Regions from separate parts of the Mus musculus genome. Here region 1 is linked to region 2. The links are chromatin contacts, found by POLR2A ChIA-PET in ENCODE. All regions are on one chromosome and are shown on one strand. The core of a region is the stretch at or near the end of the contact, and the rest is flanking DNA. Distances in the headings are between cores, read along the strand shown.

Region 1 (4,005 bases), core at 373-2,872, 100 kb before region 2:
TGCAAGAACCATACAAAGTTAGGTGAGAACACTAGGCTGGCTGGGCTCTAACCAGCTCTCTCCACCCAAAAGTGAGTTCCGGGGCTGGAGGGATGGCCCAGTGGTGAGGAGCACTGACAGCACTTCTACAGGACCTGGTTCTCAGCACCCACGTGGCCTCTCACACGCAAGTAACTCCAGCTCCAATATGGCACAGTCTCTTCTAGCATTTGTGGGCATGTGGCACTTAAGTGCTACACAGACATACATGCAGGCAAAACATGCATACACATAAATAAAACTCGAGTTAGGAGGAGGTGTGTGCACTGATGGGGCCTCTCACCTCCTTCTCTTTTAGCTGGCTCCTGCTGCTGAGCAACCTTGCTTCACAATTAATGTTAAAAGCTCGCAAAGGCAACATGGACGGAAGGAATGCCAATGAGATTTCACCGGTATTAGCTTCCTGCTTCCCCTAGCTGTGACTTTTTATACAGCAGCTGCACATTTTTGCTTCTCGCTGGAACCCTGACTGGGGTCAACTGCTACCGCTCAGGCTTGCTCTAAAGACTTTTGTTTTCCCTTCGACTCCATACGGCCATGCCGTCAAAAAGCACACCTTTGGTATAAGAGACTTCCCATTTTTCCTTTGGGGTACCGAGGGCAAGTGACAAGAGTTCAAGTATGGAAAAACCAGGATGTGGTCTCTGGTTGTCAAGACCTAACTCCTAGCTTTGGATGCTGGCTTCAGGGCTCTGCCCTGACTTCATCTGTAAAACCTACACATTCCTCAGCACAGAAGGTCCTGCTCCCACATCCCCCTATCCGTTCTCCTTCATTTCCTTTTTACTAAGTATATTACTTCCGCATTCCCTTCCCACTCTTTCAGTAATTTATTCTATGTGCATTGGTATTTTGCCTCCTCGTGTATGACTATGCGAAGATGTCAGATCTTGAAGTTACTGATAGTTGTAGCTGTCCTGTGGTGATGGGAGTTAAACCTGGGTCCTCTGGAAGAGCAGAGTTCCTAAGCTCTGAGCCATCTCTCCAGCTCTCAGGATTGTTTTATCCCATCACCTTTGAGGCAGAGATTGCATGACTTGTATAAATCGACACAAAGCCTTTCTTCTGACCCTGAAGAAATAGGTCATTATGTCCCTCAAGATAAGAAATTGCACATTTCGCTGCTGCCTTCCAGCTTCTGTGTCCAGGAACCCAGCTTAACAGTGAGTTTTATGGAAACATTTTCCTCCACCTGTCAAAGTCAGCAAAACCCAGCTGCACAAATTGAGTCCTATGTCCGGTCCCCAGTCTATGCCAATACTATGATTGGCCTCTGCGCCTGTCAATCAGGACAGGTCACATGCACTCCCCCAATCACCGGCCTCAATCCCTTCGTCCCGCCTCAAGACAGACACTCACTTTCACCGGCTTGGGCAAAATGGCGCCGCTGCGAGTGACGATGACTGACCTCGACGGTACCTGGCTGAGACCTGAGCTGCCCGGTACGGTGTAGACATCGCCACCTCTCCTCCCCCTCGGCCCGCTCCAGAGAGCCCCGGGTCGAACTGCAACCCAGGCCAGCCGCCGAGCCGCCGTGGACGCCATCTCCAGCTCCGCCCCTCGCCGGGAGCCACACCCCACGCATCCAAGGCGGCCTCTGGCAGAAACTTTCTCCAAAACTCGCGAGACTCGTGACACACACGGGAAGCACCGCCCTCCCGCCTGCGCAGAGCACGCATTCGTATGCCGGTGGGAAAGTCCTCGGCGCCCGGACGACGTAGTGACGTCAGGAGAAGGACGCCCCTCCCGGACTCCAGAGGGCGGGGCCGCCAGGGCTCCCTTTGTAGGTGTTCCCGCCCCTCACCTCGGGAAGACTTGAATTAAGGAACCAGAATGTGTAATGAAAAACTCTACTTGGTATCTGAATTTATATATATATATATATATATATATATATATATTTTTTTTTTTTTTTTAAGGTAACAAAAAGTTAACAAAAAGCTGGGCGAAGTGGCGCACACCTTTAATCTTACACTACTTGGGATGCAGAGGCAGGAGGATCTCTGTGAGTTCAAATCCAGTAAGTTCCAGGACAGCCGGAGCTACGTAGTGCGGCGAAAAAAATCAAGTTAACAATAAATAGCTCATGGTTTCTGTGGACATTGGTACAATGGGTGCAGTGGACAGCGGGCTTCCCCTACAGATCTAGGGAACAAACAAATAGACGGATTGGCCTGATGGAGGTCATACCACCAAGCCAGGTTCTTGGACTCAATTGTTAGCCTCAGACACCAGCTTTGCAACTCAGGCTCCTGATTCTTCATTTGTAAACACGTTGATTGTAATAACCAAAATTAACTTTCTGAGAGGGTCTCACACATAGCCCAATCTAGCCAAAAAACTCGCGGTGTTGTCAAGGATGCTTTTGAACTCCTGATCCTCCTCCACCTCTTTGCTACCAACCGGGGAACTTTACCGTTCTGGTTATAAAGGGAAGGGGGGAGGGGAGGCTAACAGGCCTTCCACCAGGTCCTGCTGCAAAACAAACACCAAAACCAAGTGAGGTGTGGCACTCCTATCTATAATCCCAGCAGATTGCCATGCTAAGGAGTTCCAGACCTGCGTGGGCTACAAAGACTTGGTCTCCAAAAACCAAAACTATTAAAAGAGCAAACACTAACTACTGTGACAAGAAACTTAGCAAAGGTACCTGTGTGTACAGTGAGGGCAGCTGGCTATGAGGTTACAAGCAGGCTTGAGAAACATAGCCCTGACCAGAGGAACCATGGAACTCAGTCTCCTGGAGGCAAAATCCAGCCTTTAGGCCTTGTTGGATTTGGGTCAGGCTGGCCCAAGGCCCCAGATAGGGAAAGGAGGGAGGTCAGGAAGAGTCCAATTTTGTTTGGGAACGGTATACATCTCTATTGAGCCACAGCCACTGTCACTACATCTATATAAAGGGGACAGACGGGCCTGGTTTCTGGCTCTGTAGACCTAGCCATCTGACCTTAGAGCTAAAGAAAAAGATACTTGGAATGACACGGGACAGAGTAGCTATGAGAGCCCTCAGCAGACAAGCCTTAGGAACAAGCGGGCTAGGTAACAAGAGTCCCTACAAGTTGCCATGACGACAGGTCAGGTCTTCTATATAAAAGGCTGCCTGCCTCCCTGCGGGCAATGTCCAGCACTATACATGGACAGGGCAGCAGCGGGAGAGAGAACAAATCCCTCTTTAGCACCTAAAGACCTTCTCCTACAGAGAGCCCTGCCCAAGCTACAACGATGTCAGTCTTCAAGCCACTTCCTGTCACCTCTGGCATGGAGATGCCCAAGACTTCTTGTGTTGGACTTTATGGCTAGAGAGCAGAGCCCCACTTCCTGAATTATATTATCTTCCCATCAACCACCTGGCCTTTCTAGACCTCAGAAAATAAGTAGGGAGCCATGATTCTTCAGTTCATGCCAGCGAGAGGGGAGGATCTGGAAGCTAGAGAAAGTCTACAGAGCAGGGGAACACACACACACACACACAGAGCAACCTGGTAAATGAGTAAATATTTAACCCCTGACGTTCTGACCCCGGCATCCTGACCAGCAGGACAGGGCCATAGCTTAAAGGGCTCTGGCTCAGGGCCTATTCTGTGACTTGTTCTCTGTCTGGCTTCCTTTTGCCCTTTGCTGCCACCCTCGCCTCAGCTCCATGATCTCCTTCCCATACCAGTCATGCAGGGTAGAGAAACAGGAGCTCTCAGGGGACACGGGGCTCTGTCCCATGCTTAGGAGGAGGCTAGCAGGGCCCTGTAACTCCCACTCGGTCAAATCCCGACCTATTGGCCGGATCCCCCTTTCTTCCACAGTACCAATGGAACTGCGGTCCCTGGGGAGAAAGTGGCCGTTCTCAGGGTCTGGAGCTCGGTGGTCAGGAGCCTGAGATTTACTACAATTGGCAACAGCCCTCTGGGATGCACAGCGATGCAAGGCCAGGCTCTGACGGGCATCCTGCAACTGGCTCTCCAATTCTCGCAC
Region 2 (3,736 bases), core at 430-2,929:
CTAGGCCTAAGAACTGGGCAAGTCCAGGCAAGCCCAGACAGGCTGGTTAATAGAAAAAACAAACAAACATAAAAAACAGGCTTTAGGCCGCTAGTTAGAAGCTCCCCCGCCAACCGGGTATGGTGGCGCACACCTTTAATCTCAGCACTCAGGCAGAGGCAGGCGGATTTCTGAGTTCGAGGCCAGCCTGGTCTACAGAGTGAGTTCCAGGACAGCCTGGAACTATAGGCTGGAACAGAGCTATACAGAGAAACCCTGTCTCAAAAAACAAAAAAACAAAACAAAACAAAAAACAAAAACAAAATAAATAAATAAATAAATAGAAGCTGCCCAGCCATCAGGAGCTGCCTAGCCACCTGGCCAGAGGCCAGGACAATGGATCAGCAACAGTTTCCAGATTTCCTCAGCTACTTCCTCAGCCACAGTTTCTAGACCTCACTTTCCAGCCCCATTCCCTGGTAATGGAATGACCGTGGAGATGGACCAAGATATAGGTTACCTACCTATATCTTGTGCTTTAAATCTCAGGCCTTCAAACTTACTTGGTTGTCTCTCTATTCTGGTAATGGGAGACCCCAGCATGCTAGACTTCTGCAGAATAAAACACTCTGTGTTTACATACTATTGAATCCCGGGTACCATTCTTCAGTGAATCCCGGACTCATACATTTGTACCTTTCAGGCCCCTAATCCTGGTACTTGCGGGAGGGGAGGAGTCCCAAGACCAAGGGAGAAAGAGATCACAGCCTTGGGAATAGACATGTGGGGAAACAGGCTGTACTTATCTGAACAACCAACCATTAAGAGTACTGGCTGCTCTTGGACCCAGGTTGGATTCAGAGTATCCACATGGCAGCTCACAACAGTCTGTAACTTGTTTCAAGGTTAACTGACAACCTCTTGGGGGGAGGGGGGGGGGCATTGTGCACATGGTGCACATGCAGGCAAGAACACCCGTACCCATAAAAGAAAAAAATTTTAAATTAAATTGAAAATCTTTTTTTTTAAATGCAATAAATCTTTTTGTAGAACGAAGATAGTAGAGGCTGACTGGAGAGATGGCTCAGCAATTAACATGGCACCTGAATTTGCTTCCAATGGGAACCAAATACCCATCATGTCAAGTGGTTCAGAACTGCCTCTAAATGCAGTTCCAGAGACTCTGACTCCCTCTTCTGAATTCTACAGCCGCCTCCACTCACATGAGTCCGCGTGCGCGCACACACACACATTTGCACGTAATTAAAAATAAATCTTGGGGGGCTGGCGAGATGGCGCAGAGGTTAAGAGCATTGACTGCTCTTCTGAAGGTCCTGAGTTCAAATCCCAGCAACCACATGGTGGCTCACAACCATCCGTAATGAGATCTGATACCCACTTCTGGTGTGTCTGAAGACAGCTACAGTGTACTTATATGTAATAAATAAATCTTTAAAAAAATAAATCTTGGGAGTGGGGAGTAGGGGCAGAGACAGAACAGGCTCTTTTAAGAGTGGCGGTTCCTGCCAGGCGTGGTGGCGCACGCCTTTAATCCCAGCAGGACAGCCAGAGCTATACAGAGAAATCATGTCTCGAAGGAAAAACAAACAAACAAACAAACAAAAAAGAGTGGCGGTTGCTTTTAAAAGTGGCGGCTCAGAAAGCCCCGCCCGGACATGCGTACCGCGCCCCGCCCACTAGAGAGGCGGGCCTTGCGACGGTTTGAAAGCGCCATGCGCTGAGCCGAGTGGCGCTGCTGCCGCTGAGATGTCGGTGCTGAGGTCGATGGACAAGCTGCCCGACCTGAACAGGGCTACCGTCTTGGTAGGTGCGGGCAGCGCCCCTGGACCGGCTTCCCCGCAGCCAAAGCCGGTGCCCTTCCTCAGCCTCAGCGCGCTCCGACAGCGGGGGGCGGGCGGACGGGCGCGTTACTCTGGACCAATCGGAGCGGCGGCTCGCGAGGCTGAGGGACGCCTCCACCAATAGGCGCGCGGCTGATTTTACCACCGGCTGAGTGGGCGTTCCAGTTCGAACGTGGCTTTCCCGCGTTTCGAGGAGGAGGCCGGGCGGTCCCCCTCCGTGGATGGCTCCTTAGGGCTCCTCTTCTGAGGAAATGGCTCCCTCCGAGCCGCCTCTAGCTGAGTGTGTACCCCCAGGAGGGATTCGGAGTGCGGGGCCCTCCAAAGGAGCCGCCCTGCTCGGATCTCCATCTGCCTGGTTCTCTCCCTTCGCAGCTGGTGAGCACCGAGGATGCGCTTCTGCAGCAGCTGGCGGAGTCGATGCTCAAAGATGACTGTGCGTCCGAGCTGAGGGTGTAAGTTGCTGAGATTGTAGCCTGAACTCTGGGCTAACATGAGGGACGGGAGCCTGCAGGAGAGAGGGTCCCGCTCCTAGCTGTCATCAGTCCTCCGTGATCCTGCCTATGGTTGCCGAGTTGGCTCCTTTACTGGTCTCTGCAAATGTTCATAGCTCATAACGCACGCCAAAAACACACTCACGGGTTGCGTATTTTCTCATTGACAAGGCTCAGAGTTTAGACGTCAGCATGTAAAAACAACGGGGGAGGTGTGTTTTGGTTTCCTTTCTTTCTCCTCTTGCTGTGATAAAATACCCCGACAAAAGCAGCTTCAGGGAGAAAGGACATGTTTGGCTCGCTCCTTGCTGCAGAAGTCATTGCTGCTGGAATTTGAAGCACTTGGTCACTGTATATCCACAGTCAAGAGGAAGCAACGAACAAGCACATGCTTGCAAGTTTTTATCTGGCTTTCTCCACACTGAAGACAACTCAGAATCCTTCCCTAGGGGATTGTGCCACTTGTAGTGGGCCTTCCTACCTCAGTCCAATTAAGAAATTACAAACGAAGGCTGGAGAGATGGTCAGCGGTTAAGAGCACTGTCTACTCTCACAGAAGTCCTGAGTTCAATTCCAGCAACTACATGGTGGCTCACAACCATCTGTAATGGGGTCCGTTGCCCTCTACAGGTGCATGCAGATAGAGTACTCACACATAAAATAAATATTTAAAAACATTACAAGGCATCTAGAAAGTTGAGACTCCCCAAGATGACTGACTCTAGGTTGTGTCCAATTGACAATTAAAAGTAACTATAACAAGGTGACCAGAACCCCAGGGGAGTAGAAAATAAACACCGTTTATCTCCAGGCCAACACAAGGACACATTTGTAACCACAGCTTTATAAGGCGAAGGCAGGAGGCTCCAGGCCATTCTCTGTTACATACCGAGTTCCAGGCCAGCCTGGGCTGCATAAGACAAACCAACACAATAAAAGAAGGCCTCTGATCCCCACCCCCAAACCACACACAATCGGCTTCTAAGGACAGAGATTTTGACTCTGGTTCACTGGTGAATCCTCGAGGCCTTAAGCAGTAACTAGCACAGAGGAGATGCTCTGTTAGTAACACTTGGGTTTAATCTGCTTAATTCATGATCCGAGAGATGCTGAAGATGTCTCAGGCTGGTACGAGTGTAAGGCAAGGATGTCTGAGGAAGGCTTAGTGAGCTAGCCCAGGGAAGTGACATAGAAAGTGGCAAGGCTCCGAAAGGTTCGCTGGTGGCAGGAGGGTCTGGCATGGGATACCTGCAGCAACATTCTGAGAATTCTTTTTTTTTTTTAAGATTTATTTATTTATTATTATATGTAAGTACACTGTAGCTGTCTTCAGACACACTAGAAGAGGGCATCAGATCTCATTACGGGTGGTTGTGAGCCACCATGTGGTTGCTGGGATTTGAA

Evidence for each region. ChIA-PET counts read pairs that join two places held with the same protein, here RNA polymerase II (POLR2A).
Region 1: POLR2A ChIA-PET joins it to region 2 with 10 read pairs in embryonic stem cell. The contact joins the promoter of Smdt1 here to the promoter of Cenpm in region 2. POLR2A ChIA-PET finds 5 or more read pairs at or near these places in 3 of 5 experiments (Patski and embryonic stem cell).

What each region holds. Positions count from the first base shown.
Region 1 is chr15:82,343,663-82,347,667 of GRCm38, reverse strand. It overlaps Smdt1 (single-pass membrane protein with aspartate rich tail 1), which reads right to left and starts at 1,622. Exons shown (of 3, transcript NM_026914.1): 1 at 1,399-1,622. The coding sequence starts at 1,584. Pheta2 (PH domain containing endocytic trafficking adaptor 2) reads right to left here. Exons shown (of 2, transcript NM_177391.4): 2 at 1,958-4,005. The coding sequence ends at 3,607.
Region 2 is chr15:82,242,690-82,246,425 of GRCm38, reverse strand. Cenpm (centromere protein M) reads left to right here and starts at 1,679. Exons shown (of 6, transcript NM_025639.4): 1 at 1,679-1,803; 2 at 2,214-2,293. The coding sequence starts at 1,747.